Linked DNA regions of Homo sapiens: region 1 is linked to region 2. Evidence: chromatin loops called from intact Hi-C (ENCODE). Cell type or tissue: heart right ventricle. All regions are shown on one strand.

Region 1 (5,000 bases), 75 kb before region 2:
CCAACCCGGCCACCCGTGATGCTGACAGAGGCCACCGCTCCCCTCCCTCCTTGAGCTCCCACCCCAGGCTCCCAAGACAAGGCCCTCACCCCAGAACTCAGACCCCACCCCAGGCAGCCTCTCTAGCCTCAAGGAGACTCCAGGTGACCCTGTGGACCTCACTTAAGGAAAGGCCACTCTGACCATGAGGGAGAAGACCAGGGCACAGGACAGACAAACGATTCAGAGACCACAGTCTCCCTGGATTTCCCTCCATTTCCCTTCGTCCTGTCACTGTTCTCAGCACATACAGGCCACTCTTGGCTATCTGTACCGCACTGGAAGGGAAGCTGTTCACAGCGGGTCACAGCCCGAGGACAGACCCTGATGTACAAGCAGGTTTCCACAGAAGATCAAAGTGACTTGGAAACTGTTAAACTAATACGTGTATCTCAGGACCATCAGAGCCCTGGTTGGATGGCTCCCCCAGGACATAAGCAGCTCTCGCCCCCTGTGGGTCCACTGAGGACCAGTGCGTGCAGCATGCAGCAAGGGCTGGGGCAGCACTCATGTCCACCTGGCTGCTGCACCGGCCCTCTCATTCAGCAGCCCCACTGCACCCCACCCATCACTCAGGCTGCACCCAACCCCAAGCCCTTCTCCACTCTTTGGGGCTATGCCAACCCTAGAGGGACCACTGTCTGGCCACACTTGTCTTGGCACCTTTCACTCTTGTCTTGGCCCCTTGTTGGAGAATTTCAACGGTCAGACTGGACACCTCCTACTCCTTCCAACTCCAATCTGCAGCTGTTCACAGCACCTGCTGATTCTACCTCTGCAATCTGCTTAGCATTGCTGGAAGGAAGGAAGGAACTCCCCAAGCTTAGCATTGCTGGAAGGAAGGAACTCCCCAAGACTGTCCTGTACCCAACCCAGACCAGACCCACCCTGTACACTGACTCTGTCCTGACATAACCTCTTTGTGACCTCTGTGTCCTCATTGATAAAACAGGCATAAAAACAGTGCTCGCTCACGTGTCTCTAGTGAGAATTAGCACAGAAGAAAGGCTTACAACTGTGCTGGCACTGGACACAATTCAGTACAATTCATGTCTGTGTGCCCCATCTCCCCAGACAGCTTCCGGGTCTGCAGAACAGAGCAAATACTGTTCTCTGTGTTCCATCAGCGCCCAGCCTGTGTCCTGAACGATACAAGAGTTTACCAGCAAAACAGGCTCCAACTGCAGATATCTGGGCCTGTGCACAGCTCCCAGTGCCACCAGGTGACAGGGGCCCAGGTACAGACCAGGGGCTGCTGGTTTGAGGGGACTTCTCATTTGCTTTTGTCATGAAGTGAATGATTTCTTTTTGGGAGTTGAAGTCACCATTGCCACCATCTGTTAAGTTCTTGGTGATTTCTAGAGTATGCGGGACTTTATGCAAACCACTCCTCTCATCCCACAACTACACGAGGATTTTATCATCACCCTTATCCAACCCAGGAGCAAACTGAAGCGAAATTGCCATAAATCTCTGACTAGGAAGTAAGAGATGAGACTTAAGCACCATACTCCCCGGAAACTGCAGAAGTAAAGATATGAATGGAGAGAAAACTCCGTGAGGCACACACGGCTCAGCATCATGGGAGACACGTTGCCGCCTGAGCCACGGGCTAGGAGAGGCTGTCTCTCTAGGTCTGGAAGACCCATCCCAGAGACCCACAGCGGGACGCACATAACGTTTAGTGAGCAGCTGTTTCTGGTCATCCGGCGATGGTGCTGGAGCCGGGTGAGAAGTGTTTTCAAAAGGGAAAGGATTCATCAAGAATTCTGCAAATTACAAACTGATGAGGTTGACATAAATCTCCCCCCAATATTAGAGGATATATTCTTAAATAAATAATTTTAGATAATTAAGGGAAACAAAGCCCATCAGGAACCAAGTGGACCCGCTCACTCCCAGGGCCCTCTGGGTGCACAGCAGGACACAGCTGGGTTTGCAGCTGTTTGATCAACAGGGCCCCAGCCTGCGGGATGATCAACCAGCCATCACTTCTTCCACAACTGGAGCAGCACCTGGGCTGCAACACAGCACCCTGGGAGCCCCACTAACGAGCTAGAGGGCAGAGCCAGAAGATTCCAGAAATAGCTTGTATGTCTGCCCCAAAGGCATGCAGAAAAGGTCACTGGAGGAGACCTTGTCACCTGTTTTTAATACCTGAGAAGACACTGGGGAAGCCCTTCACCTGGGCTGGGGCAAGAGGCAGCAAGGGGACCTCAAGAGGGCTGGGCCAAGGGCCTGGCAGATGTGTCCTCACCCAGGGAAAGCCCAGTGGGTCGAGAGAGAGGGAGGGATGGGCATCAGGTACACGGACGTGGAGCAAATATACAGGCCTGGGTGGAGAAAGCCACCTCAAGCCTCTGTCTGGGCCCTGATTCCCATCCACCCGAGAGGCAGAGGAGGCTGCCGGAAGCCGGGTCCCAGGACTTCACCAGACAGTGGACCTCAGTACCCAGGCCCAGGTGACTGTCCCCACCTGAATGCGCCCTCCCCTGCAACCAGGCTGAACATAAAGGACATACAGGGAGCAGCCCCAAAGGGTAGAGGGAGGCCTGAACGGGGGTTCAGGAGGGTAGTCAACAGCCTGGGGTCTTTGGCCAGGGGAGCTCCAAGCTCCTTCCCCAGTGCTGTGGGACTCAGACCCCTGCTCTGAAGGGACCATCAGCTCTGGGCTTGGCCCTACAACCAACCAGCACGGGAGTAGGTCCCACAACCCAAGCACAGGCCCCGAGAGGACCAGCAGAAAGAAGCAACGTGCACGCCAACACGGCCCAGTCTCCCTGCTCCCTAGAGCTCCCCCTCTGGGACCCTCGGAGCCCTTTCCCTCCTGCTGTCCGGGCCATGGTGCATGCAGTGGCCTCCACGGGGCTCTCCCAGCTCCTCCCCACGGGCTGCCTCCATCAGGCTATCTGCACAGCTCACAGGCCCCAGGCTCACCTGAGCCCCCAAGGCCATCACAGTCTCAGAGGGTCACACCCCTGGGAACTCCCCATCCATCCTTGCAGGCCCTTCTCTCATGCCCCTACCAGATGCCCAGGGAGAAGGCCAACAGGAGGGTGCAGCCCAGGCTTCCAGGCCACCCTGACTTGCGCTGGAACCTCCTCACACACCAGCACTCCCCCAGACAGGGGTCAGGCAAAGCCAAGGCCCTGGGGACACAGGCAGATGACTCACCCCCTTTTCTTCTCCGAATGGAGGCTTGGAATCAAGAAACAGAGTAAAGGGAGTAAGAGGCAGGCTCGGCACCCGGGCCCCATTATCCACACTCATTTCCCCACCCCATCCCTCTCACCACCACCTCCCCCAAAAACCATGACCTCCCAAATCTGCCCCCAGCCTACACCTCTTTATCAGACCGTGAATAGCAAATCTGCCCAACTCTGGAGTCAGTTGGTACATGCCTTGAAAGCCAAGGAGGAAACAACCACAAGCAGGGACTTGTGTGTGTGTGCCACATGCATGCAGGTGCACACAGCGCATGTCCACTCACCCACGCACAGACATGTGTGCTGCATGCACGCAGGGGCACACAGCGCGTATCCGCTCACCCACGCACACACGTGTGCCACACGCATGCAGGCGCACACTGCATATCCGCTCACCCACGCACAGACGTGTGCCACACGCATGCAGGCGCACACAGCGCGTATCCGCTCACCCACGCACAGACGTGTGCTGCATGCACGCAGGTGCATACAGCGCGTATCCGCTCACCCACGCACACACGTGTGCCACACGCATGCAGGTGCACACAGCGCGTCTGCTCACCCACGCACAGACATGTGTGCCACACGCATGCAGGCGCACACAGTGCGTATCCGCTCACCCATGCACACACGTGTGCCACACGCATGCAGGTGCACACAGCACGTGTCCACTCACCCACGCACAGACATGTGTGCCGCATGCACGCAGGTGCAGACAGCGCGTGTCCGCTCACCAACGCACAGACACGCACACACACACAGATATGCACAACTCCATCATGCTTGGCTCAGTCAAACGTTTGTTCAGAAAAAAGGCAAAACCCCATAGAAAACAAGTTCAGGTGTCGCTGAAAATTAAGGTGGTCACCTCTGTGTTCTGTTCAAAGTCGGTCTTAAAAGGCAGGGCAAGTGTGTTTGGCACAGAAACCTTTTCCAGGACAAGGCCACTCACATAGATGCTGGGTGTGGCACCTACCCTGATGTTCTCATCACAAAAGAAAAAGGGGCCCAGAAATTACAGGGAAGTCCAGAGTTCTCCCGGGAACGTGAATACACAGGAAGGGCTTGGACCCGCCACAGGGCCTTCCCTGGCCTGGGTCTCCACTGACCTGTGGCCCCAGCACATTCCTGGTACAAACCGAGCAGACATGCATGTGGCGACCATGAGGAGCCCCCAGTGCTGAGGGGAGGAGGGGTGTTCTGCCCTCTTCTCTCTCTCACCACCTATCTCAGGAGGGTCCCCACCCAGCCCCTTCCTCTCACTCCCAGCTCTGCAACCCTCCATTTTCCAGGCACCAGCCTTTGCTCACCCCATTCCCCCACAGGATACCCCTTCCCTCCCCTTCCTCCAACAGGGCCATGCCTCTCCCACATCCTCCGAGCAGCAAACAGCCACCTGGACAGGAGCCTCCGACTTGCACCTGCTTTCTCTGACACCTCACTTTCTTTTCTTTTTAGGTGTCCAGGCACCTTCTCGATAGACTATGGATCCTAAAGGGCTCTAATAGCTCTTGACAGTGTGAGGCAGTTCTGATGTGTTCATGCCAGCAGTGACCAACAGGCCTCATTTCTATCTTCTGAAAGCAAAAACACTGGGTTGTGGGATGGTCCCTTAGGTACCTGGGGAAACCCTGATGCTGGCATGGCGTCCTCAAATCAGGCATTTCCAGAGGGGACTTCCAGAAGCCCTGCTGGCTTCCCAGGACAGCTGTCTTCTGGGGACAGGGTGGCTTCCTGAGCTCCAGAAGTGTGGGT
Region 2 (5,000 bases):
AGCTTTTCAGCTATTCTTCTATTTCCAGTCCTTCTGAGTAACTGTCTTGAACCGTGTCAAGGAAATATTTTTGTTGTTGTTGTTTGTTTGTTTTGAGGCAGAGTCTCACTCCGTCACCCAGGCTGGAGTGCAGTGGTGCAATCTCAGCTCACTGCAACCTCCACCTACTGGGTTCAAGTGATTCTCCTGCTTCAGCCTCCCTGGGATTACAGGCATGCACCACCATGCCTGGCTAATTTTTGTATTTTTAGTAGAGACGGGGTCTCGCCATGTTGGCCAGCCTGGTCTCAAACTCCTGACCTCAGGTGATCTGCCCACCTCGGCCTCACGAAGTGCTGGGATTACAGGCGTGAGTCACCATGCCCAGCCATGGAAATACATTTTGGGGCGAAATATTTTGGTTTCCTTCAGTCCCCACTTTGAGACTTTCAGAAAGTTGCCCATATAAAAAGAAAGTTGATAGCTTTGAAGAGATTTGAGTTAGAGGTTGTTAGATAAGAGACAGGCAGAGGCGGGCAAAAAGAAATTGGGATAAGCAGAAAAAGACAAATTTAAATGTCATCCTGGCAGGGCACAGTGGCTCATGGCTGTAAATCTCAGCACTTTGGGAAGCTGAGGCAGGAGGAGCACTTGAGCCCAGGTGTTCAGACCAGCCCGGGCATCACAGGGAGACTCTATTGCTACAAAAAATAAAAAATTAGCCAGGCATGGTAGTTTGTGTCTGTGGTCCCAGCTACCTGGGAGGCTGATGCAGCAGGATGACCTGAGCCTGGGAAGTCAAGTCTGCAGAGAGCTGTGATCACACCACTTTGTGGGTGAGTGAGTGAGACCCTGTCTCTGAAAAATAGATATGTATCATGCCATATTTTCTTGAATCCGTCTCTTAGTCCTGAGACTAGATCAGCTCAGTTAAACAGCTGTATCCTATTCCAAGAAGTGGCATTGCAGATGGGCTGGGACCTCGTATATAATTCACACAAACAGATCTTTAACAAGATACAATTCTATGGAAACAGAAGAAAAAAAACGGTGAATGTCTGGTGTCATCCATAGACTAGCTTTTCTAGCTCTCCTCAATCTGAGGCATCTGGAGCATCTTCAGATTGCAATGGCAATTTGACAGATTTTTCTGGATTGTAGTTCTAATTGGGTGTTCAAGTGAACTTTCTGAATAGTCCATATATCAACAGGCACAAAGGCTATTTATACATAAGTCGCTGTGATGATTTCTCCTGAAGATTATAAGTAATTTAGCTTCAGTTGCAGGGCTTCAAGAAAAGCCATTTTAATTTCCAGTGATTTTAAATCAGAAAAATGGGAGAAAAACTGGAAAGCATTAGTTTAGAGACTTGGAGCTAGGAAAGAATGCAGGATTCAGTTCAAACTATAGGCAAATGATAACAACTCAAAAACAAGTCAGTCCGGACTCTCGTAACAGGTGTCAACAGTCAGTCCGGACTCTAATAACAGGTGTCAACAGTCAGTCCGGACTCTAATAACAGGTGTCAACAGTCAGTCCGGACTCTAATAACAGGTGTCAACAGTCAGTCCGGACTCTCCTCACGGCAGGTGTCAACAGTCAGTCCGGACTCTAATGACAGGTGTCAACAGTCAGTCCGGACTCTTGTGACAGGTGTCAACAGTCAGTCCGGACTCTCGTGACAGGTGTCAACAGTCAGTCCGGACTCTAATAACAGGTGTCAACAGTCAGTCTGGACTCTAATAACAGGTATACTATAGTTTTCTTCTAAAACATATTTTTTCTCTCTCCAGTCTCCCTTTTCCACAAAAGACAAATCAGAGTAAGAACAACTGATTTACAAAATAAGTTTTAGTCTTATTATAATTGGCCTGATTATTTGCATAAAGTACAGTAATAATAGTGACTGGCCATTCAACCTCTTTTAAAGTTGGCTTTGCCAGAACTTTTTCATAAGGAATCTCAGATTAGACTTTTAAAAGCATCTTGAGGCCGGGCATGGTGGCTCACGCCTGTAATCCCAGCACTTTGGGAGGCCGAGGCGGGCGGATCGTGGGCTCAGGAGATCAAGACTATCCTGGCTAACACAGTGAAACCCCATCTCTACTAAAAATACAAAGAAAATCAGCCACGTGTGGTGGCGGGCGCCTGTAGTACCAGCTACTCAGGAGGCTAAGGCAGGAGAATGGCATGAACCCGGGAGACGGAGCTTGCAGTGAGCCAAGACCGCGCCACTACACTCCAGCCTGGGCGACAGAGCGAGATCGGTCTCAAAAAAAAAAAACCAAAAACCAAAAAAAAAAAAAAAAAAAAAAAGTACTTGTCTGGGTACTTTACATGAGTTTCCTTGAGGAAGAAGCAAGTCTTGAACTGTAGCTAATTATAAGCTGCTTTTTAAAAAGAATCAAAGTAAAACAGTAATTGACTGTGGATGACAGATGACTTAGACTAATGATGGTTACAGATGCAATTCACAAGGAGATTTGTTTTTTTGTGTGACATACAACAATTTAACATAATAATTATAATTTTGAGCCAGGCGTGGTGGCTCATACCTGTAATCCCTGCACTTTGGGAGACCAAGGCAGGAGGGCTGCTTGAGCTCAGGAGTTCGAGATGAGCCTGGGTGGCACAGCAAGATCCTGTCTCCAAAATAATAAATAAATAAATAAAGACAGCATGAGGCAAACTCTCTACTCCTCCTTTTTTTTTGTGAGACAGAGTCTCACTCTTGTTGCCCAGGCTGGAGTGCAGTGGCACAATCTCAGCTCACTGCAACCTCCGCCTCCCGGGTTCAAGCGATTCTCCTGCCTCGGCCTCCTGAGTAGCTGGGACTACAGGCAGGCGCCACCACGCCTGGCTAATTTTTGTATTTTTAGTAGAGATGGGGTTTCACCATCTTGGCCAGGCTAGTCTCAAACGCCTGACCTCAGGTGATCCACCCACCTCGGCCTCCCAAAGTGCTGGGATTACAGGTGTGAACCACCGTACCGGGCCTACTCCTCCTTTTCTTGTAGTTTACTCAAAAGGTAAACAAAAATCTTTTACTGTCTCTTATTAATACTACATGAAAATCTTACTCAAAAATGAAAACTAAATTCTACCTTTACATTAGCATATTATTAATACTAAAGCTAATTTTAATAAAAACTTAAAAACAGATCCATTCAATCTCAATCAGCTTTGACCACATAAGATTTCCATAAACCTTTAATAACCTCTTAAAATTTGTTCCATTCTTTGTTTCTCAAACTTTCTATATATATTCAGTTTTATCTATCATTTTTTTATTCCTTTAATTTAAAACAACCTTTAAAAACATCAAAACTAGACAAAATTACTTTTCCTTTAACAAAAACCTCATTCTCATGCCTTCTTTATAACCTTCCTTACCAAAAACACATCCTACTTTCTTATAAACTTTGCATACAGAAGTGTTTCTCTTATATCTAGTAGTTTTAAATACATATATTAATTACAATGTTAACTCTTAGGAAGCCTAATTTTCAGTGAAAAACATGGGAAGTAAGCAATTTTAATTGTTATTAAAGATGCAAAGCCCAGGACAAAGGACAGAGCTTTAAAGACTGATATGGTTTGGCTGTGTCCCCACCCAAATCTCATCTTGAACTGTAGTTCCCAAAATCCACAGGTGTTGTGGGAGGGACCCAGTGGGAGGTGATTAGATGAAGGGGGCGGTTCCCCCACGCTGTTTTTGTGCTAGTGAGTTCTCACGAGGTCTCATGGTTTCATGAGGTGCTTCCCCACTCTTCGCTCTGCACACCTCCTTCCTGACCTCATGTGAAGAACGTGTTTGCTTCCTCTTCCGCCATGATTGTAAGTTTCCTGAGGCTTCCCAGCCACGCTGAACTGTGAGTCAATTAAACCTCTTTCCTTTACAAATCACCCAGTCTCAGGTATGTCTTTATTAGCAGTGTGAGAATGGGCTACTACAAAGACAATGCCTGGAGGACTCAACCCCTCCCAGCATGACCGGGGGGCACAGCTGGGCCAGGGAGGACAATGCTCGGGCACTGCAGACACACAGCATGACCGGGGGGCACAGCTGGGCAAGAGAGGACAATGCTCGGGCACTGCAGACACACAGCATGGCTGGGGCGCACAGCTGGGCTAGGGAGGACGGGGCTCAGGCACTGCAGACACACAGTATGGCCGGGGGGCACAGCTGGGCTAGGGAGGACGGGGCTCGGGCACTGCAGACAAACAGCATGACCGGGGGGTACAGCTGGGCCAGGGAGGATGGGGCTTAGGTACTGCGGACACACAGATGTCTCCAGGCCACATCATGTCCACTTGTCTTGACCCCAGAATGTAGAGGCTCAAAGCCAAAGACCTAAGTTCACAGACAAATTAAGCAAGTATCAGAAATATGACAGAAGCAAATTTTATGACCTTAAAGCATCTAACAGAGACTGTCTGAACCTGTCCGACCAATGGGCCCAAGCAAAGATGTCTCAATTATATTTAAGACTGACGACTTTGAAGATATTCTAATTTTAGCATCATTTTTTTTTTTGAGATGGAGTCTCACTCTGTCACCCAGGCTAGAGTGCAGTAGTGCAGTCTCGGCTCACTGCAACCTCTACCTCCCAGGTTCAAGTGATTCTCCTGCCTCAGCCTCCTGAGTAGCTAGGACTACAGGCGCATGCCACCACGCCTGGCTAATTTTTGTATTTTTAGTAGAGACGGGGTTTCACCATGTTGGCCAGGATGGTCTCGATCTCTTGACCTCGTGATTTGCCCGCCTCAGCCTCCCAAAGTGCTGGGATTACAGGTGTGAGCCACTGCACCCAGCAGCAACAATTTTAAAACTAAGTTTATTTGCCAAAGATTACTAGTCACATGAACTAGAAAAGCATCTGGGTTTAGTTACATCATTCATGAGCACTTATTTATTTATACGTCAATTTGCTACTATGTACATAATATACAAACAGGCATGTACACATAAAAATACAGACACAAATCAAGATTTTATAGCTTTAGTTTTAAGATTTTA

What was found. Hi-C counts contacts between places; a loop is a spot of excess contacts. Peaks named below come from ENCODE experiments on the same cell type or tissue, not always from the same donor. Only the 100,000 strongest peaks of a DNase experiment are listed, where the experiment ranks them.
Region 1: a loop joins it to region 2, with 5 times the contacts of the local background. A loop is called at or near these places in 7 of 110 quality-filtered maps.

Annotation. Positions count from the first base shown.
Region 1 is chr22:50,709,852-50,714,851 of GRCh38, reverse strand. SHANK3 (SH3 and multiple ankyrin repeat domains 3) reads right to left here. Exons shown (of 25, transcript NM_001372044.2): 21 at 3,214-3,237. Among named protein-coding and RNA genes, the nearest start is that of ACR, 26 kb to the left of the region's middle. In heart right ventricle, no CTCF peak of the experiment used is centred here; no DNase peak of the experiment used is centred here; H3K27ac peaks cover 1,469 bases.
Region 2 is chr22:50,634,877-50,639,876 of GRCh38, reverse strand. It overlaps LOC124905149 (a long non-coding RNA gene), which reads right to left. Exons shown (of 2, transcript XR_007068161.1): 2 at 3,871-4,334. Among named protein-coding and RNA genes, the nearest start is that of ARSA, 9.2 kb to the right of the region's middle. RefSeq lists enhancers at 3,584-4,098, 4,099-4,615. In heart right ventricle, no CTCF peak of the experiment used is centred here; no DNase peak of the experiment used is centred here.